Regions from separate parts of the Homo sapiens genome. Here regions 1 and 2 are each linked to region 3. Evidence: chromatin loops called from intact Hi-C (ENCODE). Cell type or tissue: heart right ventricle. All regions are shown on one strand. Links, peaks and the distances in the headings refer to the core of each region. The heading gives the core; the rest is flanking DNA.

Region 1 (10,762 bases), core at 1,479-9,478, 500 kb before region 3:
AATATGTGCATCAATTTTTTTATGAGAGACTGTTTTGCACGTTAGGAAAAGCCATATCCTTTAGGGATCCCCATAATCACTGACATATGGTAGTTGAGAAGCGGTTGATGATTCTAATTTTAGTTTTTAAATGATGTTTTTAAAGGTAGAATTTGATGTCTGAAATCCATTGCTAAATTCAATGATCTTACTCTATATGAATCTCAGCAAAGAAACCAGACATCTGTGGTTCCAGAATGAACTCTTTTTTTGATGGGGTTTTTAAAACTCTTGAAATCTCTTTTATCATGTAACAGAATTATAGCCAACATCATTGCAGTAAATATCAAAGACACTGCACTATGGAGAAGCAGGCCTGGCATCACCTGATTGATTGAGTGCTGTTAAATAAAAGCCAGCAACATCTTCCTTGCCACATTGCATTATTAGTTCTCCCCAGCAATGCAGCACTACAGTTAGTGGTAGCTCAGTTGCACGATGGAAGAAACAGGGTTCTAAGAGTAAAGAGACATAGCTAGGTTTCCAACTCAGCACTCTCAGATACCAAAGCTCTCGTTGTTCCCTGTCTTAGTCCATTTGCCATGGCTATAACTGAATACTTGAGGCTGGGTTATTTATAAAGAAAAGAGGTTTATTTGGCTCATGATTCTGGTGGTTGGAAAGTCCAAAATTGGGCAGCTGTATCTGGTGAGGGCCTCAGGCTGCTTCCACTCAGCAGCCGGAAGGGGATCAGGTGTGTGTAGAAATCATGTGCCAAGAGGAAAAGCAAGAGAGAGAAATTGAGGAGCCAGACTCTTCTTAACCATCCTGCTCTTGCAGGAACTAACCTATTCCCAAGACAGTGAGAACTCACTCATCCCCGAGGAAGGGCATTAATCTATTCATAAGAAATCTGTCCTCATGAACCAAACACCACCCACTAGGCCCCAGCTCCCAACGTTACCTCATTGGGAATCAAATTTCAACATGAGTTTTGGGAGGCACGAACTACATCCAAGCCACAGCACTCTTAAACTCTGCCATGTTGTCTTGAGTTGAGTCTCTTTCACCATTCTCCTTGTTTCCATAGTCGTGAGCATGATCCCTGTAAACAGCCAGGGTGACCCTACCCTTAAACACAAAATTCTCCAACTTACCTGGGCCTACCCAGGACTCCTATGAATCACCTTTATTTCCCCTTACCTTGAATAAATGTGTTAATGGGAACTTTGTATTTATTCTTGATCAAATTTAATACAACAGTATATCTAGAATGCTGTTAAAATTTAGGGACTTTGTGTATTACTAGTCCTGTAGATTCTAAAATAGTCTCTTTTAATATCTACCAGGATGTTTCATACATTTGTTTTATTAATTTTATTGAAAATATAACAATATTGACAACTTAGAAAGTATCAAATAAAATTTAGTCTTTATCTCAATATATGTTCAAGACTTTTTGCATGTTTTCTTTTTTTTGTTTTTTTTTTTTGAGACAGTCTTGCTCTGTCGCCCAGGCTGGAGTGCAGTGGCGCAATCTCGGCTCACTGCAAGCTCCGCCTCCCGGGTTCATGCCATTCTCCTGACTCAGCCTCCCGAATAGCTGGGACTACAGGTGCCCACCACCATGCCCGGCTAATGTTTTTTTGTTTTTTTGGTTTTTTTTTTTTTGCATTTTTAGTAGAGACGGGGTTTCACTGTGTTAGCCAGGATGGTCTCAATCTCCTGACCTCGTGATCCACCTGCCTCAGCCTCCCAAAGTGCTGGGATTACAGGCATGAGCCACTGCGCCCGGCCAACTTTTTGCATGTTTTCTTTAAAATTTCTCTACTTTTAATTGTACTTCTAATACAGACACTTCTGAAATCAGTTTTCACATTGCTGCAGCCTTACCAATTTGTAGAAACTGTTTATGTGATGTTTTGATTCTTCATTTATATATTTGCTTCAAATATTTTCCCAACATACCTTTTCAACTTATTTTCTTGTAATGCAGTTTACTATTTTAAAATAACAGTATGTGCTGCTTTGTGAATATTTTTATTACATCAAAACTAAGAAAGACCTTTCAACCTTTTCATCGTTCTAATAAATCAACACATTTATTCTAATTATGATTTGTTTTATATCCAACTCTCTACTCAAGTATATTCCATTTAACTCTCTAATTGGTTTTGACACAAGGTGTGGGCCTAATTCTTTAAGTACTTAACTAGTTATCCCAATGCAATTTTTATATTGTTTGTTAAATAATTTTTGCACTATTGTTTTATATTTTTATATATATTACATAAATTGAAAGCCAGTTGAGAGTTCAATTTATAATAGGACATTCATTTTCTTAAGTGTCTTATTGTGTGTATATATATATATACACACACACACACATGTATACATATATATACACACACATATATACATATATACATGCATTCTAAAAAATGTATCCTTCTCTTTTGTTACTTGACTATGTACTAGAATTTGAATATTGAAATAAATATAAAATTGGTGGTTGACTATATACGTAATTGAATAGTTATTGTTATTTGAATATTTTGTTTATTGTGACTTGAATATAACCAAGATGATCAATCCACTTACAATTCTTCTCTTTCAAAATATTACATGACGTAGAAGCTCATTTTAGCTGACACTTACTATTTGTACAAATATTCCAGAAGTCATTTCTCTGGCTTTTCAGCAGACTATAAAGATTAAAAGTTCAAAAAAAGGTCAGTAAATATAGATATAAATAAAAATAATTAAAATATAATCTAAATTGCCCAGGTTGACTTCAAAATCCTTTTAGTTTTTACATTTCTTTCCCCTTGTCTCATTTTTGTATTCATGGTTAATTTTTTACTTTTGTTTCCCATGTACCTCTTTATAGGTCACCTGTATGTATCTTTTTTTTTTAATATACTTCAAGTTCTGGGGTACATGTACATAACATGCAGGTTTCTTACATAGGTATACATATGCCATGGTGGTTTGCTGCACCCATCAACCCGTCATCTACATTAGGTATTTCTCCTAATGCTATCCCTCCCCTAGCCTCCCACCTCGTGACAGGCCCCAGTGTGTGATGTTCCCTCCCTGTAGGTCACCTGCATCTTTAATGGAACAAAGTCAAAAGCACAAAAGCAAGCACTTTTTCACCACTTAAATGTAGTCTCTTTAATGCATTTTATTTATTTATCTTTTTTCAGTCAATTTAAGAAGTTTATTTGGCCAAAGTTAAGGATGTGTGCCCATGACACAGCCTTAGGAGGTCCTGGTGACATGTGCCCAAGGTGGGGTCAGGGCACAGCTTGGTTTTACACATTTTAGGGAGACACAAGACATCAATCAATATATGTAAGATGAACACGAGTTTAGTCTGGAAAGGCAGGACAACTCAGAGACAAATGGTTGCATGTTTTTGAGTTTCTGATCAGCCTTTCCAAAGGAGGCAATCAGGTATGCATTTATCTCGCTGAGCAGAGGGATAACCGTGAACAGAACAGGAGGCAGGTTTGTCCTAAGTGGCATTGTAAAACTCATTATGGCAACATCTTCTGTGTTTTTCTTTTCACTGGGAAAAGATTACTCTGAGTAAGTGCCACGTGGGAAACAAGAGCGAGAGAGGGCAGAGTGGAGGCCACTGACCAATGCCATGGGCAGGCAGAGGGGGTGTTGGCTTTGAGTAGGCAGGCAGGATGGGGGAGAAAAGGGAAGGAGGCATCTGCTCAGGATTCTTAATGATGAGACCAAAGGACTGGGTGACAGACTGGTTCTGCATCCGAGGGAGAGGAAGGTCATCGAGAATGACTCTGAGGTTACTGGTTTGCGTAACCAGTTAGACAGAAATGGCTTTTGCTGAAACAGTAGAAATGTGCCAGGATATGGGGAGACAAGATCGCAAGTTTCAATTTTGGATGTGTTGAGTCTGAGGTGTTTTTGAGAAAACCAAGAGGAGATGTCAAGAAAGAAGTTGGATTTGTTCTTTCCCCAGCTAAAAGATTAATAGTGAGCGACCTGGTTACACGTTCCACTTTCTCAATATCTCCCTGCAGGCAAATTATAAAACTGTACAGTTGAGCCAGACTAGTTTTGAGTACGCCATCACATACCACGCTGCTTGGAACCGAATCCACAACCTGCATGAGACTTTAATCAAAGCTTTTGTCAAGTTTTATACAGGAAGAAAAGATGTTTAGCGATTTGAGTCACTCTGCGATTGTTTTGCAACATGTTATTTGGATTGTAGAATAATATTGTTCAAGAGAGAGTCCAAGTGGGATGGAACAAAATGTCAAGGAGAATGTGTTTTTAGGCATTTCTCTAATGTCAACAGAATACTCATAGTTTTTGTTATGCTAGTTCAAAGCGTGAACCATTTCTATTATTCCAGTTATTCAATATTTTTACAAAAATAGTACATAAGTTGCCATACTGAAGATTTTTAAAAAAGTTTTTAAATATGAAGCTACCCAAAAGTCATGTGAGATTGTTACAGCTGATAAGGCAGAGAGGCAGCTATCTGCCTTATCAGATATGAGAAGACATGAGAATCCAAAGTCATCAGTAAAGATCAGGTAATATACATATTCCTTGATATGTAATTCCAGGACTTGGATTTCACAAGCTCTTATTTGAAACAAATAAAAGCATTTAGTGCTTTATAATCTTTGGAGCTGGGGAGGGTGATCTAGAAACTATAAAGAAAATCTAGAAGAACTAAGATCCATGATTAACTGGTATTTAGAACACTTCTCTACTTTTAAAGTTGACTCAATTCTTCAAAACTTAATTAATATAATTGTACTCAACTGTCTATGAAACTTAGATAAGGTCTATTACATACAAAAGATACTTGCACTTGTATATTTATTGCAGCACTATTCACAATAGCAAAGATATGGAATCAACCTAAGTGTCCATCAATGTATGACTGGATAAACAAAATGTGTGGGGTGTATATATCTACTTACACATGCACACATATACGCACACCAGGGAATACTACCCAACCCTTAAAAAGAATGAAATCATGTCTCTTGCAGTGACATGGATGGAACTGGAGGCCATTGTCTTAAGTGAAATAACTCAGAAACAGAAAGTCAAATACTAAGTGGGAGCTAAACAGTGTGTACGCATGGACCCATAAAGTGGAATAATAGACACTGGAGACTCGGAAAGGTGGGAGGGAGGTTAGGGATGAGAAATGACCTAACTGGTATAATGCACGCTATTCGGGGGATGGTTACACTAAAAGCCTAGACTTGCCCACTACACAATATATCCGTGTAACAAAACTGTACTTGTACCTGCTAAATATATAAAAATAAAAAAATTAAAAATAAATAAACTTAGTCAAGGAGTCTTTTGTTCAACACTTTAAGCAAAGCCCCATTTAGTCCTGGTGGCCACTAGATGGCAAACTTTGCTAAAGAATACTGCCCCCACTGAAAAGATTTTTGCAAGATTCAAATCTTCCTGAAAGCATTTGGGTTCCAGCTGCCATCAAATCTTAAAACACTCCTTCAGGGTTCACATCGCCTCTGTAATTAAAAAGCAAATTCGTGACTTCACAATTGTAGGAGTTTAGAAATAATCGAATCAGGTCTTTTTTCATTTTCTGGAAACTGAAGCCAAAAATAGTTGAATGGTTTACGGTTGTGTTAGTTAAAGGCAGAGATGGGCTCCCACTCAGGCCTCCAGCATCTTCCTGTAGTAATTTTCCACATTGTTTTTTAAAACTGTAGCACTGTTATAATTACTATTATCTGAATGAAGCTACTCTGGCAAATAAGAAGTCATTCTTAGAGTGATCACGAAGAAATTTTGAATCACTACAATCCCATACTCCTTGGCAGTCAACTCATTCATGTTATACTATTTAAAGCAACTTAGAAGCTCAAAAGATTTAAAATAATCCTTTAAGAATGTGTAGCAAGTAGTCCCTTATGTTGGATTGAGATTTTTCCTTATTTTTAGGTTCACATTGGATGGAAAACATATTAATCAGAAATGATTTGGAAAATCATTAATCATATAATGAGAAAAATGAAAAGAATGAAGTGTGTTTCTGATAAGAAAATAAGAATTGGAAAATGGAACCAAGGTAAATCTCAAAACGATGGCTTTCATCAGTACAGAATCAGGGCACGCGAGTAAGGCAACCTTGGAATACTTGCTATCAAAAGCTTTGGTTTTATTAAGAGAGGACCAGGCTAGAACTGGAAGAGTTTCACAAAACAGTGCCAAGAATTTGCAAAACAAAACAGACTTTAATCATGGTTTGGATTCGAGTACATTATATGCCAATCATAAGGTTATGTCTGGGGTGGACATGGGGAGTTATAAAACCACATGCCAAATGCAAGCGGGAGAGATGTTTCAGAAAAGAGCCTTCATAGTTCCCATCCTAAAGTCAGTCTACATCTGGCCCAACCTTCCATCTGGAAGAACTCTAGAGAGCAAGACAACATGAGGTCCAAACTAGGATATGCTCCACGCTACAGAGAGAGAGTGGGGAGCAGAATGAGTGAGGCTATGGGAGCCTTTACAATCCTTCAGCCATGAAACCCTCAGTGAACAAAGTCCAGCCTTGTTAGCATAGCAAAAGATCCCCTGTCTGGGCTAATTCCTGCCTACCTTTCTACCATCATTCCAGAACACAACTCAACTCCATCTATGGTATATTGCGGTACACTGGTGCATACCATTACCCCTGTTGGGTATATCACACTGAATCAAAGCTGCTTTCTGAACAGCTCTTGTCCTTCTCTAGCCCCTATCTCTTCCTGTCTTTGTTGATGCACCTGAAGAACCATTCCAACGTCAAGATCAAGTTCAAATGATACCATCTGCATTTGTTTCCTGGGGCTGCCACAGCTATGCACCATAGGATAGGTGGCTGAAAGCAATGGAAATACACTCTCTCCAGTTCTGGAGGCTAGACATTCAAAATCAAGGTGTTGGCAAGGCCATGCCATTTCTGAGGCTCTAGGGGAGAACTTGTTCTACACCATTCTCTTAGCCTCTGAGGTTGCCAGCAGTCCTTGACATTCCTTGGCTTGTAGATGCATCTGCCCCATCTCTGCCTCCACCTTTGGATGACCATCTTTTCTCTCTGTGTATCTGTGTCTTGGTTTTCTCTTCTTATAAGGACATCATCAGTCATACTGGATTTGAGGCAACCCTAATTGAGTAAAATCTAATCTTAATTTGATGATATCTTTAAAACCTCTTTATTTCTAAATAAGATTACATTCATAAGTACTGGGGATTATGACCTCAACATACTTTCTGGGGGAACACAATTCAACCCAGAACACCACCTTTTTCTATTCCTACTCCAGACCCCAAGAGTAGGTTGCTACCTCTATGCATTTACCCTACAATAACACTGACCACATTGGAGGCAATTGCAATGCACTCACCCTTTCGCCTTTGAGATCCCTGGGTAAGCAGAGCCTCTTTCTTTCTATTTTCCATGTTTGCACTTGCCTTGCTTGGCACTTCGCCTGGTGCATAGTACTACAGGCCCATGAATGAACATAATTCTCTGCAGTTTAATTCTGGAATATCCCCAGCTTCCTAGCATATTCCCTATAGATAAGCCAGGATGTCAGATTGAAACAGTCCCCCAAAGGAGATCCTTAGCCGAGAGGAGGCTCAGACTGCAAAGTTCTGAATAAGAAAGGGTGGGGGTAGGGAGATCCACACTTGGATCACTGATGCAAGCATTTCCAAGGTTACCGATGGCTTCAGGGAGTGGCAGGTAGGGGTAAATGGCAGGTAGATTATGAGGCAGAGACTGTCATTTTGGGGGAACTACTTTTTTTAATAACACAAACACATGTCTTCTGGTATGATATGTCTATTTGGCAATAGCTTGATCTCAAACCAGTAAGTTTCATTCTCTTTCTCCACTTTGGCTAATACCAACAATTGGCATTTAAGTTTCTGCAGAAGGTGGCCCCTTGCTCTTGGGGGGCCTACTGAGGGGCTCTGGAAATACAACTAAGATAAGATTGTCCAAGACATGTAATGGGAAGCTGTAGGCACCTGCAGAATTTCCTTCTTTTTCTCTCTACCTCACCTGTTTTTTATGGATTTGTGATCTCCCATCAATACAGAGATGTCCATACTGTGGGCTTGCGCCCTTTCCTGCCATTTTGGAGACTAGGTGGTACTGTAGCAGCCGATCGTGCCTCTGTGTTTGGTTTTAACCAATGGCGAATGTCTCTGCTTGTAAGTAGACAGAGTGACAGAACGGCATCAGCCAGGTGTGGGGTCCTAATCAGGCTGCAGTCACACTGGAGCCACAGGATCAGAAGTCCTGTTTATTAGTCTGTTCTCACACTGCTAGAAAGAAATACCTGAGACTGGCTAATTTATAAAGGAAAGAGGTTTAATTGGCTCACGGTTCCACAGGCTGTACAGGAAACATGGATGAATATGCCTCAGGAAATTTACAATCATGGCAGAAGGGAAAACAGCCATGTTACATGGCTGGAGCAAGAGGAAGAGAGTTTAAGGGGAGGTGCCACTCACTTTTAAACAACCAGGTCTTGTGAGAAATCACTCACTCACTATCATGAGAACAGCAAGGGGGAAATCTGCCCCTACGATCTAATCCCATCCCACCAGCCCCCTCCTCCAACATGGGGATTACAATCCCACATGAGATTTGGGTGGGGACACAAATCCAAACCATACCTCCGTGGCTGCTGTAATATCTAACCAACCAAAACCTCATTGCCCCTCTTCCTCATACAGTCAAAGCTCTAGGGCAGCTCTGAGGCAGAGCCAAGACCAGTCAGTTTGCTCCAACCGACTTGCCTTTGGCTGTTGGCAGACAGAGAGCAGCAGCAGCCCCGAGCCTGAACAGCAACTACTCTCAACCACTTTGTACCACGTCCTTTTCATTTAACCAAACAGACCCCTTCTGTCTCTTGGAAAAGGAAACTGTGTTGTTTTATTATTATTATTGCTAAATATACATAACCTACAATGTACCACTTTAACTATCTTTTTAATTTAAAAAATTTAGAGACAGGGTCTTGCTTTGTCTCCCAGGCTGGAGTGCAGTGGTGTGATCATAGCTCACTGCAGCCTTAACCTTCTAGGATCAAGGGATCCTCCTGCCTCAGCCTCCTGAGTAGCTGAGACTACAAGCATGCACTGCTGTGCCTGGCTAATTTTTTTAGATTATTTTTTATAGGGACTGGGTCTTGCTACATTGCCCAGGCTGGTTCTGAATGCCCAGTCTCCAGCGATCCTCCTGCCCCAGCCTCCCAAAGTGCTGGGATTACAGGCATAAGCCACTGCGCCCAGCTCCTTTTAACTGTTTTTTTTTTTTTTTTTGAGACAGAGTCTCGCTCTGTCGCCCAGGCTGGAGTGCAGTGGCGTGATCCCGGCTCACTGCAAGCTCCGCCTCCCGGGTTCATGCCATTCTCCTGCCTCAGCCTCCTGAGTAGCTGGGACTACAGGCGCCCGCCACCACACCTGGCTAATTTTTTATATTTTTAGTAGAGACGGGGTTTCACCGTGTTAGCCAGGATGGTCTCGATCTCCTGACCTCGTGATCTGCCCGCCTCAGCCTCCCAAAGTGCTGGGATTACAGGCGTGAGTCACCGCGCCCGGCCCTTTTAACTATTTTTAAGTGTGCAGCTCAGTGGCATTAAGTGCATTCACATCATAGTGCAATCATCACCACCATCCATCTCCAGGACTTTTCAGCATCCCAAACTGAACTCCGTACTCATGGAACAATCATTCATCTTCCTCCGTTCTCTCCATTCCCTGGGAACCACCATTCTACCTTCTATTTCTACGTATTTGTCTTCTCTACGTACCTCAAGTAAATGGAATCAAGCCATATTTGTCCTTTTTGTGACTGGCTTGTTTCACTTCACATAATGTCTTCATGTGTGAGAAATACCTTCCTAAAGCTGAAAATTATTCCATGTATGTACAGACCACGATTTGCTCATCTTTCATTTGCTGATGGACAGTTGGGTTGCCTCCATCTTTTTGGCTATTGTGAATAATGCTGCTAGGTTATGGCTGTACAAATCTCTCTCTCGGTCCCTGCTTTCAGTTCTCTTGGGTGTATACCCAAAAGTGGAATTGCTGATCACATGGTAATTTTATGCTTAATATGCTGAGGAACTGCCATACTGTTTTCTGCAGTGGCTACATCTTTTTCCATTCCTACCAAAACTGCTTTCTCTATTCTCATTTTAAGATATCTTAAATAAGAAAAGTGACCCAGACACCTCCATTCAGCACAAAGCACATCAGAGACGAAGACCCCAGCCATGTTCCCCGACAGCCTCGGACCAAGGTGGAAGAGCCTGTGTCTCCCCTAGTGAGAGAACGTGTCTCAGTCATGAACCAGCCTCTAACGCCAGGACATAACCTTGCAGCTGCTGGCCCACTGCCCAGCCCTGCCTGTCCCAGTATCTGGTATGTCTAAGTACCATCAGGAACTGGAATTGCTGGTCTCCTTTATTGGATTGCAGTCTTAGGTTTGCAACAGTAGGGGACGCCTATGCTCTGAGCAGGAACATACTGGAGATTTGAGGGATTTCAGTTGACTGAGCACTCAGTGACCGTGACCTTTCTCTACACGGCTCAGACACTGGCTGACCCTCCTAAAAGAGGCTATTCGTGTGTTGATAAATAAGCTCTTGGGAGCGGGGATCTTATTTTTTATTCTTTTGTGCCCCACACTACCTAGCCTAGTACTTTATTCACACTCAGCGGGAGCTTGAAAGATGCCTGCTGA
Region 2 (10,762 bases), core at 1,824-9,823, 480 kb before region 3:
GTTGCAATGAGCTGAGATCACACCACTGCACTCCAGTCTGGGTGACAGAATAAGATTCTCTCTCTTTCTCTCTCTCTCTCTCTCTCTCTCTCTCTCTCTCTCTCTCTCTATATATATATATATATATATATATATATATACACACACATATATATGTATATATATGTATGTGTGTGTGTGTGTGTGTATATATATATATATATATATATATATATATATATATATATATATTAAAAAATAAAAAAAGGAGAAGAGGAATTAAGATGGAAAGATTTGGCCAGGGGTGGTGGCTCATACCTGTAATCCCAGCATTTTGGGAGGCTTAGGAGGGCAGATCAGTTGAGGTCAGGAGTTCGTGACCAGCCTGGCCAACAGGAAGAAACCCCATCTCTATTAAAAATACAAAAATTAGCCAGGCATGGTGGCGGGCATCTGTCCCAGCTACTCGGGAAGCTTGAGGCGGAGAACTGCTTCAACTCGGGAGGTGGAGGCTGCAGTGAGCTGAGACTGTGCCTCAGCACTTGAGCCTGGGTGACAGAGTGAGACTCTGTCTCAAAAAAAAAAAAAAATGAAAGATTTGCCAGAGAAAAGCCAGAAAGCCAGAGATAAGATGAATAACAGTTGGAAGCTATTGAAGTTGAGGGAATTATAAGTGTAAAAAATGACTAGAATATATAACAGTTGAATTTCCCCAAGTTTTTGTATTCTAAAGGAGGCCCCAATTGGCTGTTTAATCTACAAGTCATGTACAGAGCCAGATGGAAATTACTAATATGTTCCTCTGTGCAAGTCCACTTCTGGTGCTGGACAACTTGTCCCAGGGCTATAGGCATTAACAGGACTACAGTAAAAGGATTAGGAAAAGAATTCTCTAGAACTATATTTAAAAATTAACAATATTTAGTCTTTGGAGGCTGACTTTTCTCAGAAGGTCAAATGTCTTTGCCAGCAGCACATGGAAACTGAATTATCAGGTCATCTGGTTCTCTCCTATTTTTCATCACCAGCTCAAATCACTTCATTCCCCACCCTCAGAGAACAATGACTGCTGAGTCATTTAATATTTGAGGCAAAAAAAGGAACATGTTATAACCAGCAAATCTTTGAAATTCACTTGTGACAAGAATGGAAAAATACCATTCCGAATTCTGGAGGTAGAAGTATTTTTTGTGTCTTTGAGACAGGGTCTTGCTCTGTTGCCCAGGTTGGAATGCAATGGCATGATCATGGTTCACTGGAGCCTCGACCTCCCAGGCTCAAGCAATCCTCCTACTTCAGCCTCTGAAGCAGCCAGGACCACAGGTGCACACCATTACACCTGGCTAATTTTTAAATTTTTTTGTAGAGACAGGGTTTCTCCATGTTGCCCAGGCCGGTCTTAAACTCCTGGGCTCAAGAGATCCTTCTGCTTCAGCCTACCAAAGTGTTGGGATTACAGGCGTGAGCCACTGTGCTTGGCCAGAAGTACTTTTTTTTGAGATGGAGTCTCATTCTGTCACCCAGGCTGGGGTGCAGTGGTATGATCTTGGCTCACTGCAGCTTGTGCCTCCAGAGTTCAAGTGATCCTGCCTCAGCCTCCCAAGTAGCTGGGACTACAGGCACGTGCCACCATGCCTGGCTAAGTTTTTGTACTTTTAGTAGAGACGGGGTTTCACTGTGTTAGCCAGGATGGTCTCAATCTCCTGACCTCATGATCCACCCAAAAGTACTGGGGTTACAGGCATGAGCCACTGTGCCCTGCCCAGAAGTATTTTGAATAGCAGATAAATTTCAGACAGACACATAAGGTACCTACATGCACACACATGCACACACACAGCTAATTGAATGGCAGTGCTACACATACACATTCATACAGATCTCTGGGCCTCCATTTTCTTATCTACAGAATAAAAATGTTATAACCAAGAACATTTAATGTCTCTTGGGATCTAGATTGTGAACAATCTATACTCTTACTATGTCAAATAAATTGTATGGAATTCAGTGATGGCAATCAATAATCTGGAAAACAAATCAGTTCGTCTGTCTGACTTAATCAGTAGGTTGTTTAATTGAATTGATTTGTCAAAATATTATGCTGTCACTCCAGTAAGGACAAAAATACCTTCAGAATTCAGTAAGACCAATTCTCACAAACAATGTACATTTGTTAGAGACTAGTCCAACAAGAAATATTTCTATTAAATTGGTAATGACATGTTAGACTGAAGTGGTCTGCCTCAGGCCTTTGTGATCACAACAGCAGTGTGCACCATCTGTTAGAATTCAGTTCTCCCCCAAACCTTTAGAATGTCCTGCAAAATATAATACAGGGAATGAAGAGCATATCAGTCATGACCCAGTATTATACCGAAGACACAAGGGGCTCTTCCTAGTAGTGTGAAATTCTTACTGAGAAACTAAAGCATGCACCACCATCTCAACCAAGAAAAGGCTACCAAGGGTAACGCAGGGGCAAGCATTTCCTGGGGTGGAGACAGGGTCACAAGACATATTTTAGTGCATGAACTGGCCTGGTTCCCCTTCCCACCTCTCCTCCTTCCCTCTTTCTGCTCCAGCTACACTGGCCTTGGTATATCTGAACACACCAGTCACATGGTCTTTAGGCCTTCGCAATGGCTGTTCTCTCTGCTTGGAATGTTCTCCTAGATAAGCATGTGATTATTTTCTCACATCAAGTTTTGCTCAAATGTCACTCTGTCAGTGAGGACCATCTTGACCTCCCTGCTTAAGATGGAAATACACACTCTGACTTCCCTTATGCTCATCTCCATTTTCTTTTTTTCTATAACATTTATACAATTTTGCCATACTAAACAATTGACTTGTTTATTTTATTTTCCTTTCTTTATTTTGAGATGGAGTCTCACTCTGTCGCCCAGGCTGGAGTACAGCGGCACGATCTTGGCTCACTGCAACCTCTGCCTCCTGGATTCAAGTGATTCTCCTGCCTCAGCCTACCGAGTTACTGGGTCTATAGGCGCACACCACTCTGCCTGGTTAATTTTTGTATTTTCAGGAGAGATGGGGTTTTACCATGTTGGCCAGACTGGTCTCGAACTCCTGACCTCAGGTGATCCACCAGCCTCGGCCTCCCAAAGTGCTGGGATTACAGGTGTGAGCCAGCTTGCACAGCCGACTTATTTATAGTATTTGTTTATAGCTTTATCTACCAACCAAAATGGAAGCCCCATGTGGGAAGGGGATTTCCTGGGGTGCACACAGGGTCCCAAGAAATATTTGCTCACCAATGCATCTCATATGCCTGCCTAGAGCAGAGGTGAAGTAAATATTTATTCAATAAACGTATGAAAAGATAAATGAATAAAAAGGTTCTATTTATATCCTAGAAAGGATCTCTGGGTTATTGCTAGAAAATAGTTCAACTTGACCCAAATAAATGAACTGGTTAAATAAGATACTTATAGCACTTCCATTCTGACCTGGTCTCACATGTAGGTTGTCATTGGTCCTATGACCTGGGCAGAAATGTATAACTCAATGTATTTATTTATGCTTGCTTTTAAGGAATTTTTCATGAGACCTCTGTTTTGGAATTTGGAGAGATTAAGGAATAGCTGAATTTCACATAATGGATTTTTTAAAAGCCATGAGGGGTTATGAGAGAATGGGAAGGAGCCAGCAGATGGCACTCTGGCCTTCCTCTCTCCAGTCTCAATGAACAAGCTTTGCATTTATGTTCTTCTGCACAAGCTATCACTGAAAAACAAAGAAAGAAAAACAAGTGTTTTACAAAAACTAAGTGTCTATAAACCACCGAAATAGAGTCATTCTAGAGCTGTATTACTGCCATATCTAATGAAATCAGGTGTTAAGACTGTTGTACATGCTTACGTGGGATATGTCCACTCATAATAATCACCATGTAGCTTTTTGGTTTGCTTAAGACTAAAGGGGCTCAAGGGATCCACAGAGATGCTCTTCTTTTGATGGACTTTACCAGATAGTGCTTATACTCAAGAATCTCAGAGAAGCATTCAAGACTTAGTTTATTTTTTATTATTTATTATTGCTATTTTTGAGATGGAGTTTTGCTCTTTTTGCCCAGGCTGGAATGCAATGGTGTAATCTTGGCTCACTGCAACCACCACCTCCCAGGTTCAAGCAATTCTCCTGCCTTGGCCTCCCAAGTAGCTAGGATTACAGGTATGCACCAACACATTTGGCTATTTTTTTTTTTTTTTAGTTGAGACGGGGTTTCACCATGTTGGTCAGGCTGGTCTCAAACTCCTGACCTTAGGTGATCCACCCGCCTCGGCCTCTCAAAGTGCTGGGATTACAGGCATGAGCCACCACACCTGGCCTCAAGACTTACTTTAAATTAAAATAACAGGAGAGAATTATAGAATGACAATCACCAAGGATTCTAAAAGTCTACATAACCATAAGCACAATTGTTCACAGAGCATCTAGACCCGATCTCAGTAAGAAACAATGAAAGCACTGACTTGGCACCAACACGAGACTGAAAAACCAGACCACAGGCTTCTCTTAAACATCAACATGGCCTTGGGAGTGGGCAGTGGAGGGACGCGGAAAATTTATAGCCTCCTAAAAAGATCCGTCTGCTTTCTTAAATTCTTCACCTCGCTTATTTCCTTAGTGCTGTGCTCATCAAAAAGCACAAATAAAATACATATTCAGGACATCCCAAGTATAAGAAAAATTATCTGACACAGAGCAGCAAAGGACAGAACATGCATAGCCATAAAAGAGTTTGGCGAGTTTTCATTTTTATTTCTTAAGAGGTTTCTAATCATATCTAATTCAAAATGACCATTTTGTCAAAGTGTGTTAGAAACAAAGGCTGGGCTTCAGTTTGTGCCCTCCTTTTTAATCAAAAGTTTTGTGCTTACTTAAAATTCTTTGCAAATCCTCAGATTGGTCCCAGAAATGCCCCATTTCCAGGGGGCCCCCTGAGTTCAGCCCTAGCTGGAGCTGAACCAGAAATACAAGCAAAATGTCTGGTCTCACCGTCAGACCCGCTCCGATGGTCATGAAAATTTGGAACAAACCAGGCCCCCTCACTTAGATGAATGTGACGTACTTTCAAAAATGGTAAAATTCAGGCCCTGGATGAAATAACTGAGTTTGTAGGCTACTTGTGAAATAAACACACTGTCTTCATTCAGAGTGCCTGCTATCTTGGGAGGGAACGCTAGATGTCACTGCCCCCATGAATACCATACTGGGAATCTCCGTGAAGGGAAAAAGTCTCAGTATTTCTTGTATTCTAAGTGTCTTGATTTTTGCACAGTGGGTTCAGCACTTTACAACCAATAAGACCCAATGATTTTTAGCCAATAATTTTCTAAAAAACTAAATCCATGTAAATAATTCGTATTACTCTTATCGTGAGCATAAGCATTACATTCTACCTTCCTTCTATGACAAACTGGGCAAAAAATCCCTGGCGTGGACATGACACAGGGACATTCAGCCAGTACACACAGGCACAGCCATCCCAGTTGTTGCCACACCAAAATGCTTCCCTGCTAATTCACAAACAGCCACTGCTACAAGCCCCCAAATGTGTCCTATTACATCAACGGCCCCAAACTCTCACCAGGATCCTACAATTAAAGGAGTTACAAATCTGTTCCAACAGGGCAATGGTAGGCAACCTCCCCGACCAGCTGTTGCCACGCCATACAGTTGTTAATTTTTTTTTTTTTTTTTTTTTTTTTTTTTGAGATGGAGTCTCACTCCATTGCCCAGGCTGTAATGCAGTGGTGCTATCTCGGCTCACTGCAAGCTCTGCCTCCTGGGTTCAAGCGATTCTCCTGCCTCAGCCACCTGAGTAGCTGGGATTACAGGCACATGCCACCACACTCGGCTAATTTTTTATATTTTTGGTAAAGATGGGGTTCCACCATGTTGGCCAGGCTGGTCTCGAACTTCTGACCTCAAGTGATACTCCTGCCTCGGCCTCTCAAAGTGCTGCGATTACAGGCGTGAGCCACTGCACCCAGTCACAGTTGTTAAATATTTTTAAAAGCATCCCTGTGTAAGGTACAAATGGATGCAGAAGTAGAGATCTTCTGTTTTTAATCCATTCCAGGCAGCAATGCTTGTTTCCAAATCAGAACCGGGATGTGCTGCCCCCGTTTTAAAAAATGAATTTGAAACCCTGTCGTGGAAACTTTAGCTTGGGTCCCTTTCAGAAGAACTTATACTTCTATAAAAATTCACCTTTCCCACACACTGCCCCCCTGCCTCCAGTTGTGTAGGGGTAAATTTAAATAAGAAATTCTTTTTTTCAGATACGTGAAGTAAACTGGGAATCTTCTGTAGCCAGTGGAAAGACATCAGCACAAGTTGAATCTGTAGAATAATCTTTAATAAATACAAATCAATCAGGAATTAGAGAACATATTCAAATAATAAGTAGCTACCGTATACTGATCAGATACTATACCATCTAAAACTTAGTAGTTTACATGCATTATCTCATTAAAAATTCAGTTATGTGAATAACTTCTACAGGGTCATCCTGCTAATTCTTGGCCACAGATACTCTGTCCTGACTCCAGAGATGGCTCTTCTAGCCATTCTATTATATTTCTTTGCAAGTAGCCTAAAATAGATCAAAGAATAACTTCTCACTCCATACTCCACAGCAATTTCACTCACAAGAGTGGCTCTCAAAGTTTGATGTGTATTGTTGAAAACACACCAATAATGTTAAACACATTTCTAGTAGTAGAGAGTTTTACTAAAGTGCTTTGGTTTGCAGAATAGCTCACATTATGGAAAGAAGTAGGAAAAATAGTCAAGAAACAGGATTTTTTGAGCCCAGAAAAATTAACACCAATTCCCAACATGACTTTCTGGCATCATGAAATGGAACAGCACCAATCTTTCAAAGAGCAAAGAGAAAGCCACTAACAGATTCCGAAAGCTACCAGCCAGCCCTGTGGTTCTACAGTGACTGTGATTCACAGTTATGCACAATTCTATTCCACATACTCTTAAAAATCAAAGGCATGAGAAATCACCGGTTCCACGTCCTGAGCTTAACACGTGAGAAAACCAAGGTCAAAGAGGTTAAAGACTTGCTTTCCTGAGTTGAGTCTCTGCAACTCCAAATCTAAATTCTACCAAGGCGCAGGACCCTTATAAGGAAAGCAGTCCCAGGGGCCTCCTCTGTATCAGTGGTCAGGCTGTGTGTTACAGGACCTGCCGCCAAGGGCCACAGGTGCACGAACCAGAAATGAGTTTTGAACACACTTCTCCAACAAGTGGCATGCTGGTTGCATGAGGCCAGATGATTATCTGTAGAGATGGGATCCTCTATTCCCTTACATCCTTTATGTGCTTCCTCACAAACCCACAAGGCAGAGAAACTTAAACCAGTGCTCAAAGGCAAAAAGTCTAACACATTTGATCCGAGGTCATATATCATAATTAACTATTGCCAGGGCTCTCACTTCCAGTTTGGCTCAGAACCCAAGTCTTCTTTTAATCTGGTGATTTGTAATTGTTTTATGGGCAGAAGGGGGGATTCCAGGTTTTACGTTTTTATTTATTCTGATTTATGTTTAATTCTGATAAATAAACTTAACAAATAGCTGTTCCATATATGACAGGGTTGCACTTGCAGATCTGTGGTGGGGTAAAAAACATTTTATAAACGACCCTGGAATAATTCCTTATCCAAATAGAAAACTTAAAATTAGATTCCTCCTTCATATTACAAACAAAAATAAGCAAACATTTAAAAAAATATTAGCAGTAAATATAAAAGAATATTTCTTACAAGATGAGAAATGGAAAACAAAGGAAAAAATGGTTCAAGTTGACAACATCACAACTTGGTACTCATATTCATGAAAATGCAGTGGAAAACCAACTCATAGACTGGGGGTAGATATTTGCAACACATAAAACTGACAAAGGATTACAGTAAGTATATAAAAATATCTTCTACAAATCAATATAAAAAGCAAAAAAACACAATATATGGCAAAAGGTATCAAGTCAAGGTATAAAAGCAGAAGAGGATCAGACTGACAAAATGGTGAAAGTAAAATATTTCCAAGAGTTCATAAAATGTGGGGGAATGAGAACTCAGATGCTGCTGGTTGAGATGTAAAAATGGCACCATGATTTTGGAGAAGTGCAATATTGAGTAAAGGTAAAAATATGCACACCGTACAACTAAGCCATTCCACTCCAAGGTCGGCCTTAAGCAGAACTTCCCCACTGATTGACTGAGTTGTAGGTGTGCCTGAGATATCAATCTATTCAGCTGTACAAACACCTGAGGCCTGGAGGATTTGGGCCTGTTGATACAGCTGTGAACACCCTGAAAATATTATTTTCTACATATGTCATAATTCAGAAAAGATTGAGAAAGCACTGCCCTAGAGAAACGTCTGCACGTTTGTACCAGAACTAATGCACCTGCATATTTATAATGTCATTGTTGGTAATGGGGAGAAAAAAAAAAAGAAACCACGTAAATAAATATCTGTCAGCAGAAAATGTGATAAGTGAATTGTGTCGCATTCACGCCACGGAATACTCTACTGCATGAAAATGAATGAACTGCTCCATGTGTAACATTACTGATAAATTACAACCATCAGGTTTAGCAGCAAGAGAGGTGTGAGCAGCACACTACAGTATTCCGCTATTTATATAAATCTGAACCCTGTAAATACATCTTACAGGAAAACATCTAAGAATACTCAGTACTATACATTGCTTAAAGAGATACACGTGTATAATAAAAATATTTTAAAACTCACAGAACTGGTTTAAGAAATTTAAGGTAGTCTGCAAGTAGGAAAGAGTGCTACACAAAGGGAAGCAACTCTATTGGCAATAAAAACAAACCCAGCTCATGAAGCTGGGTGATAGGTATGTAATGCTTTACTTTATTATTCTTTGAGCCTTTTTGTATATCTTAAAAGTTGAATGATAAATATTTAAAAATAGAACCAGTCAAGCTACTTACTCATAAATGATTAAATAAAGAATGGGGAATTATGCATTTCAAAGACTAGTTTCCTAGACAATGGCAATGTCCAAGCCTAGTGTCACAAACACGGTGACCCTGCACTTCAAAACCTACTTACTGAGTACCCGGCTTTCTCTTTTCCATCTTCCTCTTTCTCTACCCCTCTGTTTCTCTCACCCTCTACTGCTCTCCTTCAAATCAACTTACTGCATAGCCCTCCGCCTCCAAGTCTGTTTACAACATCAACAGCAAAAATAATAGCTAATAGTCATGGAGGTCTTCCCATGAGCAAAGCTTCATGCTCAGTGCTTCAGATGCTCTCATTTAATCTTCACAGCAATTCTACAAAGTAGCTACTCCAATGGTGTCCATGTATACACGAGGAAGCAGGAATTTACAAAGGCTGAGAAACTTGTCTGAAGGCATGCAGATAAGAAATGGTAAATGCATAATCCCTGTACTCATATTCTGAGTCCAAAAGCCATACGCTTATCAACTACCACTCCACTTTCCATAATGTGCATGCAATATATTATACATATTTTACATTTACTTAAAAGCATTTAAGTTCCTTGATCTCAATGATGAGACAGGTTGAGAGGAAACATTCCTTGAGTTACTTACAGATTTGGGGTCTGTAATAATTAAAGACACATTAATGTTACTATATTTGATGCTAACAATAAATCTAGGAGGTAGAGTCCTTTATTGTAACCAATTTTCAGATAAGGAAACTGAGACTTAGAAAGACAAATAAATATAACTCAGCGTTATACAGGTGGAGAGTGGCAGAACCAGCAATCCAACCAGGTCTTCTCCCTAATCCCTGGGTTCTTAACTACGACATTCTATTTATCGCCTCTACAGATTCATACCACACCCCAACCCCCACCAGCTTCTAAGGCCTATGGGAAAAAAAACCATTCTTCACCTTTGTTCAAAGACAGTTATATAAAGAGTGGTATGCAGTTTCTAATCTCAATGAATTATCATACCATTTATAACTACTCTAAAATTGTTATATGTATACCTACACACACGTGTACCTGCATGTATATACATTTCTCTCCATTCTGGAGCTGCGTTTTCTCTTCCACACACTTAGATTGGCTTAAGATTGACTATAGCCACCACCACGAATGTATTTTCATGCAATCTAAAAGCCTCATTACTCACCTGGCAGGTATCAACTCTGTCCTGCCACGCTCCCAAGTGGAACCACTGGAAATGTGGCATGGCTAGGAAGAGCTGTTCACTTTCAAACGGGGATATGACATTCCCTCCTCCTGTAACTCAAAAGGAGACCTCTTCTCAACCTTAGCAAAGATTCTCTGAAAAATTAGTCTTAAGGGCCCAGTAGTATTCAGAAATACATCCTTTTCTTTCTCCTATCCATTTCAAAATCTAGACATCCACCAAGGAGCTTTTGGTAGTTTGTCAATGACAAACTATCTGAACTAGTATTTTATCTTTACGAAAATATATAGGTCTTGAAAGAATTTTATTTTTTGGACTACGTTTGGTTTGTCCTATTAAACCTGTCCAGAGAAATATTCAACATGTAAATGACTCAAGACAATCAATAATTTTAGAAATACTAATTTCTAAAGTCAAAAAAGACCATATTATGGTGCCCTAAAAGCAAATTTGTCGGCACTACTTAAAACATGAAAATGTTCAAAACATCAAGTTTGGGTATGCTACATATAAAAAAAAATCAATAGCTAATATAGTCAATTCTTCCCAAACCAGCAACACATATTTAATTATAAG
Region 3 (10,762 bases), core at 1,666-9,665:
ACTTTTGTGGCCCTTTTATAACTGGTGACTCTATTGTTGTTTTTTTTTTTGTTTTTGTTTTTGTTTCTTGAGACGGAGTCTCGCTGTGTCACCCAGGCTGGAGTGCAGTGGCGCAATCTCAGCTCACTGCAAGCTCCGCTTCCTGGGTTCAGGCCATTCTCCTGCCTCAGCCTCCTGAGTAGCTGGGACTACAGGTGCCCACCACCAAGCCCAGCTAAATTTTTGTATTTTTAGTAGAGACGGGGTTTCACCGTGTTAGCCAGGATGGTCTCGATCTCCTGACCTTGTGATCTGCCCTCCTGGGCCTCCCAAAGTGCTGGGATTACAGGTGTGAGCCACCACGCCTGGCCGACTCTGTTCTTGAAATTAACAAAATGTATAGGAAATCCTTACTTAAAAAAAAAATTATGCTCCCTTAAAATGTCATTCCATTAAAATTTCCCAGATCTTAAAAGGGAAAGAAAGTGAATTAAAATTTCCGACTCCACTATGTAGTCATCACACAAATTGTGTGTGTGGTAATGTGTAAATGAGCTAGAAATTTTTAAAAAACTGTATTAAAGGAAAAAAGGAAGTCCCTTCACTGTTTGCAACAATTCTCAAATTTTATTTTTCAAGGGACTAAAACAAGTTAGCCTTTTGGTATTCCAGAGTAACAAATTTAAACAGACAAAAATGTAGGTTCAGGCCTAATCAATTAGCATAAATTCATCCCAAAGTTCACAAGGATGCTTTAAACTAAATTTCCCACATCTTCACTGTTGAGGACTTAATAAGTTTGCAACTCTCCAATTCTTCCGTACGTAACTTAAAATATCTTAAAATAACTATTAGTAGTCCTGCCCACCATATATTCACAAAGTAAGCAAAAATGATAATTGTGCAGTTAATGTGATCACTGTAGATAAAAGTTAAAATTTCTAGCCGGGTGCGGTGGCTCATGCCTGTAATTCCAGCATTTTGGGAGGCCAAGGCGGGCGGATCACCTGAGGTCGGGAGTGGTGAGCCAAGATCGCGCCATTGCACTCCAGCCTGGGCAAAAAGAGCAAAAATCCGTCTCAAGAAAAAAAAAAAAAAAAAATTCTGAGTGATCTGCCTGTATGCAGTGCTTCCTTACTCCACTGGGTGGCGCAGGTTTGGTTTTGTTCTGTTTTCATCACAATTTTTGAGTTGATACCCACATATACGTATGTATTTTTTTGGGACACGGTTTCACTCTGTTGTCCAGACTGGAGTGCGGTGGCGCGATCTCGGCTGACTGCAACCTCTAACTCCGGGGTTCAAGCGATTCTCCTGCCTCAACCTCCCGAATAGCTGGGATTATAGGCATGCACCACCATGCCCGACTAATTTTGTATTTTTAGTAGAGACGGGGTTTCACCATGTTGGCCAGGCTGGTCTCAAACTCCTGACCTCAAGTGATCTGCCTGCCTCGGCCTCCCAAAGTGCTGGGATTGCAGGTGTGAGCCAATGTGCCTGGCCTTGAGTTGATATTTTAAAAGATATTATAGGCTTGAAATCTTCCAACCTTAATTATTCCTTTTTAAAATTTAGGCTATTAAGTTGTGAGTCTTGTGGAGGATCATACGCCATCTTGAACTATGTAAATTTGGCTCATTTAGTTTGATATTTAGTGAGGTACGTCAGAGCTCATCTCAAAAGCCACTTAGATCAAAGCCCTAGGCTTCACCATAATTTTCCAGGCCTTCCACGATCTCTCCCCTACCACCTCTCTCTCTGACTAAATTTCCTCTCTCCTTGTCCTCCTCAATATTCTTCAAACACACCAAGCATAAAGGCTTCTGTTAGACTTTGCCCTGTTATTCTCTTGGCCTGGAAAACTCCCCAGAGATATCCAAAAAGCCAACCGCCTCCCGTTCTTCAGGTCTTAAGTGACATCTTCTCATGAGATAATTTATCTAAAATTTCATCAACTCCCCCAGCTTCCTATCCCTCTTTCTGCCTCATTTTTATCATGTAACACTATCTAACATAATATTTTACTTTTATGTTACTTGCCTGTCTCCCTCAAACTGAAATGTAAGTTTCTTGACAGCAGGAATTTTTACCAATTTTTTTTCCTTGAGACGGAGTTTCGTTTTTCTTGCCCAGGCTAGAGTGCAATGGTACGGTCTGGGCTCACTGCAACCTCCGCCTCCTGGGTTCAAGCAATTCTCCTGCCTCAGCCTCCCAAGTAGCTGGGATTACAGGCGCCCGCCACCATGCCCGGCTAATTTTTTTGTATTTTTAATAGAAACAGGGTCTCACCATGTTAGCCAGTCTGGTCTTGAACTCTTGACCTCAGGTGATCTGCCTGCCTCACCCTCCCTAAGTGCTGGGATTACAGATGTGAGCCACCGTGACTGGGCACCAATTTTTTTTTGAGACAAGGTCTCACTCTGTTGCCAGGCTGGAGTGTAGTAGTGCAATCCTAGCTCACTGCAGCCTTGAAATCCTGGGCTCAAGTCATCCTCCCACCTCAGCCTCTTAAGTAACTGGGACTTAGGTGGTGCATATCACCACCTTAGCCACCTCCTGCCTAATTTTTATTTAGTAGATACAGGGTCTCGCCATATTGCCCAGGCTGGTCTCAAACTCCTATCTTCAAGTGATGCTCCCACCTCAACCTCCCAAAATGCTAGGACTATAGGCATGAGTCTAATTTTGTTTGTTTGTTTGTTTGTTTTTTAATAGTTTAAGCACAGAGAATGGGCCAGTTGTTATTCAGGAAATTTTACCTGAACCTCCAGGTTGAGCACACGAGTTCAAGACCAGCCTGGGCAACATGGTGAGACTCCATCTCCACAGAATATCAAAAACTGGCCACACGTGGTGGTACACGCCTGTAGCCCAGCTACTCAGGATGCTGAGGTGGGAGGATTGATTAAGCCCAGGAGGTCAAGGCTGCAGTGAACTATGATCATGCCACTGTATTCCAGTCTGGGCAATAGAGTGAGATCCCGTCTCAAAAAAAAATAAATTACAATAAAATTCATTTAAAAATTGAGCAGACATTTATTGCAATTCATGAATCAGGACAGCATCTCATTCTATAAAATAGTATAAAAACCTTGACGAGTAGAGCAGAAGAGACTGGCTGTATAGACAGAAAAGGGCTGAAGAGAGCAGAAATAAGAAACGAATAGCAGATATGGTCTTTTAATAATTACTTTATAAGTTTACATCAGAGGGGGCCTCCTTAGCATGTTGGCTCAGGTACACTGGGCCCCTTCTGATTGGCTGCTATAAATCTCCAGGTGTTTGGAAAACTTCTCAAAGTTCAATTTGATGACATGGCACTTTCAACTTTCAACTGGTGACTGCATTTGGGTTTAGTCTGATCTGCTGGGAGCCTAGATCAAAATAATGGCCTCCCATAAATTTCATTCAACACTAGTCTAGCTGGATTCTTTCAAAGGTCCTAATGGAAATACACTAAATTTGCTACAAAACACTGAGATAACCAAAGACCAGATCTAATTACCCAGCTGCAAGCAGTATTGGTCCCTATTTCTTCTTATCATACTTACATTCTAACCTTGTGCTATAGTTTCACATGCATATTTCTCTTATTCATTTTACTTCCTTAAAGGTGGTGACAGTATCTTGTGTTGGGGGAATCCCAAGACCACCACCCGTTTCAATAAATGTGTAGGAATCACAGGAGTCAGATATGATTGTACTCAGGGCTATGATTTTTTACACTGAAAGAACTTGAAGGAAAATCAGCAAAGGGAAATGGCACAGGTGATGAAGTCCATGGGAAACAGGGTACCAGTTTGCACAAGTCCTCTCCCAGTTGAGTCAAACAGGACCTGTTGAGTTCCCGCAGCAATGGGCCATGACAACACATGAAATGTTGCCACCAGGAAAGCTCCTCAGTGACTCGGTGCCCATGGTTTTTACGGGGCGCTGGTCGCCAAGGCACATTCTGCCTGGAACCCACCAAACTTCCAGACTCCCAGAAGGCAAGCAGGTGTTCAGCATAAACCACATCATTGACGCAAATCATTTAGGCACAGTGAGCCACTCTTATCAATTCTGGGAATTGTGGGAACCCTCCCGAAATTTAAGTTCCCAGACGCCAGCCAAGGGCCAACTTTGTAAACAGGCCTTTCAAAAGACAGCAGTCCAGCCTGCTCAGTTAACTGTTTTCTGTCCACTTACTCAATGTTAGATCCTTCTAGTGGTTAAACATCTGCTAAATTCTATTTTGACCTTTATATCATTGTTAAAATGAAACAATGGGAATTAAATGAAAACATCATACATACCAACAATTAGTTACACTTTTAAACTGTTTGCATGTATATTTTTTAAAACTGTATCTTGCCATTTGAGTATATTTTTTGTTCCTATATTATTTAAGCATGGATAAGCCAATTTAATGTAAACACCTAGTCATCATCGTAAGTACAGAAGTAAACAAAATGTAATGGTTTAAATCACCACCAAAGAGGTAGTGGCCCAGGTATGACTTCTATTTTCAACATTTATGTATGATCTGACTTAAGGTATTTAAATTAATCTATATGACCCTCCTCTGTAATAACAATAATACTTTGGACTTACAGTACAAGGCCAGCATCAGACTGTTGATGGATTGATTCAGGCTAGTAATAAACCTACTAGTCTCAATAATTTAAAATATTTGGATGACTGGGAGCCGGGTATGGTGGTGTGCCCCTATAGGCTCAGCTACTTAAGAGGCTGAGGTGGGAGGATCACTTGAGCCTAGGAGTTCAAGACCAGCCTGGGCAACATGGCAAGACCCTGTCTCTTTTAAAAAAACAAAAATTTTTTTGAGTGACTGGACAACTCTAATTGCTGGTAGGATCCAAGCCTACTGATGCTAACAGATATTTCAGCAAGACTCTGGTGGAGTCTGAAGTAAGCCCCTGTGGCTCACCAGGGGGTTGTAAGAATGACTTCTGCTGTGCCATGACAGGGCCCAAAATGATGCTCTACAAATCAGACACTGTGTCCTTGGGAAGAGAAGAAAGCGAAGTGAAACGTCTGCCTTGGCAGATCACCAGTGACTTTTATCATCTTTTTTCTCCCTGGAAGATGCCAATGACCACAATCTACAAAATCCTGCCTAGTGTGTTTCCTTAACAGACTCCACTCTATTGCAAAGGACTCGTATATGCTTAAAGGAAAGCACAGAGGTTCCTTTGATTTTGACTTGGAATATAACTGGTTCCTCTTCACAGCTCCTGGCTATCATGGGAATAATGAGACAAGAGGCTCAACTGGTAGGATGGGGCAAGATTAGGGGAAGCCTTGAAATCTAGGCTGGAGAGTTTTAAACCAACTCTAGGATAGAGGTTCATAAGAAAGGCTACAGAAAAGAGTTCTAGGCCGGGTGTGGTGGCTCATGCCTGTAATCCCAGCACTTTGGGAGGCGGGCAGATCACCTGAGGTCAGGAGTTTGAGACCACCCTGGCCAACACGGCAAAACTCCATCTTTACTAAAATTACAAAAAAAAAAAAAAATATCAAGGCATGGTGGTGGGCACCTATAATCCCAGCTACTCAGGAGGCTGAGGCAGGAGAATCTCTTGAACCTAGGAGGCAGAGGTTGCAGTGAGCCGAGATCGTGTCACTGCACTCCAGCCTGGGTGATACAGCGAGAGTCCGTCTGAAAAAAAAAAAAAAAGAGTTCTAAAGGGTCCCTGAAACACCTGAAATTATACGTAAACCTCTGGGCAGGAGTATTTTTCTAGTGAAAGGGTCCCTAGCTTTCCTCAATTTTCAAAGGTAATTGTGACCTCAGAATGTCTGTGAAGCTTTACACCAAGTAGGTGAAGACACTTGTTGGAAAGGAGGAGGCTGCATAGTATCAGTGTTTCCCAAACTAGTGTGACCTAAGGACTCCTGCGGGGGTGGGGAGGCACCTGCTAATTATAGCTTTCCAGTCCCATCCCAGATTGACTCAATCAGAATCTGCAGGCAAAAGGCCTGGGAATCTGTATTTTACCAAGTACCCCTCTGATGTCGTTTGGAAAATAGAGGACTTGGGCATCTTTAAAATCCATATGTCAGGTTAAACATTTCACAACTCCCGGATTTTTATGGGCCTATTTCTATTGGTAAAGGCCTGCAGTACTCTATTTCTTGAGGGTTGCTAGGAAAATGGCCCCTCAGGGGCTCACTTCTGATGCTTTCAGAAGACGTGGCTCTGAAGTTCCCTGCATCTAATTCTCTTCTCCGGAAAATTCAAATTGAACCATTTTAAAAATCTTGATCCACATTATAATTCATTATGTGAATCTCTAACAGAAAATTAAGACATAAAGGCAACAGCTACCCCTTGTCTAGCATACGGCCTATAGCATGACCATCCTTCTAATTCTGCGGAGAAACATCAGCCCCTGCTCTTTAATTGTTGAGAAAACCCAGAATGGTCCACATATTAAGGAAATAAAATTGTAAAAATCGGTGCATTCCAGATGTCATGAGAAAACAGTGAATCATAAATGAACTGTCCTGCAGCGTTATGTTTTTTCCCAAATAATCTGTCTGAAGTCTAGATCATCTTCCGTTAAATGGCTAATTTGGATTTTTCAAGAGTCAATCTCAGCAGCGCCACCTACTGATAATTTAAATTCAGTACTTTATGTAAATTCTTAGCAATGTACACAGCAAATTAACTCGAAAGAACCTAGAACATGTTTTGGGTTTTCATAAAATAATAGGCATGGTAATATAACTGCCAGAGGAAAAATTTAATGTTTTTGCAGGTGGTGAGCTAGACAATGCCTGCTTCAATTGAGTATGTCTCCAGCATGCTGGCTCTCCTCCACTTCTCTCCCTGTCCTCAATATTTCCCCATCACTCTGTATTCGAGTTGGGTTTGGCCAGTGAGAGGACTGGCAGGAGGCCAAAGGGCAGCAGGAGAAGCGAGGGTGTTGATTCCCTTGTCCCTCTTTCCCACTCACTGTGCCAGTTTCAGCTCTGTCAGTCCATCCCTCCTCCTAGGCCCAGCAATCACTGTACACACTTGCCGCTGAACGCTTGCTCCTTTGGGCCCAGGGTGGTGACAGTTGAGGGTGTCTGTTCCCTTGGCCTTCAGTAAGTAGTTCTTTCAGAAAAGCCTGTCCCCTGAAGCTCCTGAGTGTGATTCTCCAGGGCTCTGGAGACCCAGCTTGCATACGGTGAAGTGGAACTGGCCACCCACTCAACATTTATAAAGTGAATATTGCAAAAATGATTGCTCCTGGTGTAATAGCAGATAATAAAGATTCCATTATTTTCTGCGAGAAGCTTAAATTTACACACATGAAGGGGATTAGGGTTGACAAAAACCATTTTTAAGGGATGTGATTCAGCATAACTACTTAAATTTCTATACACAATTTTATTAATCTTAGGTATTGAATAGGTAGAACTTTGGACCAAGTATGTCTCTATAGTTCCCCGCAGAAGTCTGACCTAGTTTACTACCATCAGGTTAGAACGCTAAGGTTTATTTAAACAATCTTAAATAAGCAAACTAAAAACCTGGAACCAATTCTTTAACCTACACTTAATGTAGACTTCCACATTCTAATGAGACATTCTTACATGCAAATGCTTAATCTGGAGTCCTCCTGTGGGACACGCACACACACATGGAGAGAGAAAAATACAAAATTCTCCATTAGTGCAAGACCCTGGAGAACAAGGACCTGATTCATTCTCCCCTGTGGCCTCCAGCATTCTCAGGAGGGGCTTCCCACACAGCAGAGACTGAATCAATTGTTCAGTGACAAGATGGGAGACAGCACACCATGGCGGACACAAGCACAAAGGTTGCCTAGGTTTGTACCCCAGCTATGCCACCTGCTGGATGAACTTGGGCAAATAATTAATCTCTCTGTGCCTCAGTCTCCTCACCTATGGCAGGGGGTTATTAGTATCATCCTAGTTTCAATGAGTTATTTGAAAAGCACTTAGACTGGTGCCTGTCCCATAGTAAGGACAAGATAAGAGCATGTTGAATAAATAAAGGGATGGTATTTTTCACATCACCTGGAGCCACTGTAGCTGGAAGGGCCTTTAAGAGAGATATAATTTTTTCATTTTATTTTATTTATTTAAATATTTATTTATTTATTTATTTTTGAGATGGAGTTTCACTCTTGTTGCCCAGGCTGGAGTGCAATGGCATGATCTTGGCTCACTGCAACCTTCGCCGCCCAGGTTCAAGCAATTCTTCTGCCTCAGCCTCCTGAATAGCTGGGATTATAGGCACGCACCACCATGCCTGGCTAATTTCTGTATTTTTTTTTTTTTTTTTTTTTTAGTATAGGCAGGGTTTCACCACATTGGCCAGGCTGGTCTTGAACTCCTGACCTCAGGCGATCCACCGCCTCAGCCTCCCAAAGTGCTGCGATTACAGGCACGAGCCACCATAGCCAGCCAATTTTCTCATTTTAGAGATAAGACTGAGGCCTAGAAAAGGTGAATTCAGTAAGCCGCTGCGAAAGGTGTGATCAGCTCACTCCTAGGAAGATCTGCTTGTTGATACACATATTTTATAAATCAATGGGAATAATTTTATCCGACAAAACAAAAATCCCTGCCCCTGACCCTAGGGAATGAAAAAACATGGGCTTCCACCCCTATTCTGGGAAAGGTTTAGTCATAAGTGGATTAACTTTTGTTCCACAAGAAACGACTTTTTGACTTTATTATTACTATCCAACACAACTGTCAAGACCTATGAAGGCAAGCTGAAAAGTCAGCCGGCCACAGTTCCCGGAATGCTGACAGAAGGCACAGAGGCATGGCTCCAAGACAAAGAACTACGCTACTCACAGCGTTAGCAGGAGCCAGAGTATCATTTCCTGTGCCAGTTCCTCAAGCACAGGGAAGATAAGAAGGGCAAGTGACAAGGGCAAAGGCAGTGAGCTGCAGAACAAAACAGGAGCCCTGAGCTCCATCTCTCAGTCTTTCATCACGGTCAGCCTGCCTGCGCTTTGCTCTAAAGAGAGACACTAACTCCATCTTCCAAGGATGTAAACAAACCTGTCCCTTGCTCCAGAAGGAGACGCTATGTGTATCTCCCAAGGTTGTGTGCCATACAAATATCCTGGAAAAGACGGCCTAGAAAAAGCACTGTCATTTTCTCTGCTTGCAAGATGTGCAAGAACTATGGAGGATTATCTCCCAACCATTTCTACCTTTCGCTTCTACATCATTAAGTTTTTGGCAAATTTTTCCATGCATACGCCGATCCGTCAGCCACTATGATTAATCTGTCTGACAGAGGCTGGGGCCCAATCTGTTCCATGGCACATTTAATTAAAACTACCACCAACACACTGCAAGCAGTAGGATAAGGCCAACTTCAACCATGCCCCAGTGGCCTGGACTCAGCCACTTAACTCTCACAAACAATGAGTCTACCTTCAAAAATCAGATGGACCTGAACTTCCTCTCCCTGAAGCAGACCAACGTAGGATGAAAGTAATCATCACCAAGGACAGTCAGCTAATCAGCACCAAAGCCGCATCAGTCAGCATCTGAGAAACAGCTTATTCACGGGACCAGGATACTTAAGTGACACCAACTAAGATTCACTCTCATCAGCAGATTTCCCTTTGGCTAGATTACCTTTTTATCACCTCCCAACATTTTTTTGTTTTGTTTTGAGATGGAGTCTTGCTCTGTCACTCATGCTGGAGTACAGTGGTGTGATCTTGGCTCACTGCAACGTCCACCTCCTGAGTTCAAGAGATTCTCCTGCCTTAGCCTCCCGAGTAGCTGGGATTACAGGTGTGCACCACTGCACCCGGCTAATTTTTGTATTTTTAGTAGTGTCGGGGTTTCACCATGTTGGCCAAGCTGGTCTTGAACTCCTGGCCTCAGGTGATCCTCCCGCTTCGGCCTGCCAAACTGCTGGGATTCCAGGCGTGAGCCACCATGCCCAGCCTTCCTCCCAACTATTTTAGGTTTGGGAGTACATATGCAGTTTTGTTACATGAGTAAATTGTGTCAGGGGTTTGGTGTACATTATTTCATCACCTGGGTGGTGAGCACAGTATCTAATGGGTAGTTTTTCGGTCCTCACCCTCCTCCCATCCTGCACCGTCCTTTTGCTGGATTTCCATAGTTCTCCATGTGCCCCAACCCTTCCGGGCCACGTGTTTTCTATTGCTGCATAACAAATTACTACACATTTAGTGGCTTAAAACCACCTACACTGATTATCTCACAGTTTCTGTGGGCCAGGAATCTGGACAGGGCTTAGCTGAGTCCTCTTCAAGGCTGCGATCAAAGTGTTGGCCAGGGCTGGGTTCTCCTCTGGAGGCTCGTCTTGGGAAGGGTCTGCTTCCAAGCTCAGCCTGCCGGCAAAAGCATGACGTAATGTCAGCAAGGAGTGATGGCCCATCGCATTTGCCATAGTCTATTGGTTTTCAGCAAGACACATGTCCTGCCCATACTCAAAGAAAGGGAATTAAATAAGGGTCTGAACGTCACAAGGAAGGGCTCATGGGGACACACTCCAGAGTCTGTCTGCCACAGACACATTCTTTAGAATCATGACCAGGTCCTAGAAGCCACAGTCCAGTACTGTCCAGGAGAAACAGAACATCAACCATGTGTGGAATGTTAAATTTTCTAGCACCCATATTAAAAAACAGTGAAAAATACATACACTACCATACTATTCTATGGATGCAATGGTTACCATGAAATATAGTCCCACCAAAACAGCTTATGAAATAGCTTACACTGCTGGTTTTTAAGTTTAAATTAATTCAAATGAAATCAG

Evidence for each region. A loop is a pair of places that touch in the nucleus more often than their neighbours do. Peaks named below come from ENCODE experiments on the same cell type or tissue, not always from the same donor. Only the 100,000 strongest peaks of a DNase experiment are listed, where the experiment ranks them.
Region 1: a loop joins it to region 3, with 3.0 times the contacts of the local background. A loop is called at or near these places in 14 of 110 quality-filtered maps.
Region 2: it touches region 3 in a loop (3-fold over the local background); 23 of 110 quality-filtered maps call a loop at or near these places.

Annotation. Positions count from the first base shown.
Region 1 is chr10:18,233,717-18,244,478 of GRCh38, reverse strand. All of the region lies in intron 2 of CACNB2 (calcium voltage-gated channel auxiliary subunit beta 2), which reads right to left. Among named protein-coding and RNA genes, the nearest start is that of CACNB2-AS2, 22 kb to the left of the region's middle. In heart right ventricle, for the core only: a CTCF peak has its summit at 5,388 (motif pointing right); no DNase peak of the experiment used is centred there; H3K27ac peaks cover 1,772 bases.
Region 2 is chr10:18,209,580-18,220,341 of GRCh38, reverse strand. All of the region lies in intron 2 of CACNB2 (calcium voltage-gated channel auxiliary subunit beta 2), which reads right to left. Among named protein-coding and RNA genes, the nearest start is that of CACNB2-AS2, 47 kb to the left of the region's middle. In heart right ventricle, for the core only: CTCF peaks have their summits at 3,651 (motif pointing right) and 5,181; a DNase peak (open chromatin) is centred at 5,181.
Region 3 is chr10:17,733,404-17,744,165 of GRCh38, reverse strand. No RefSeq gene overlaps it. Among named protein-coding and RNA genes, the nearest start is that of TMEM236, 13 kb to the left of the region's middle. RefSeq lists a silencer at 9,379-9,579. In heart right ventricle, for the core only: CTCF peaks have their summits at 6,401 and 6,604 (motif pointing left); DNase peaks (open chromatin) are centred at 6,895 and 8,797; H3K27ac peaks cover 3,114 bases.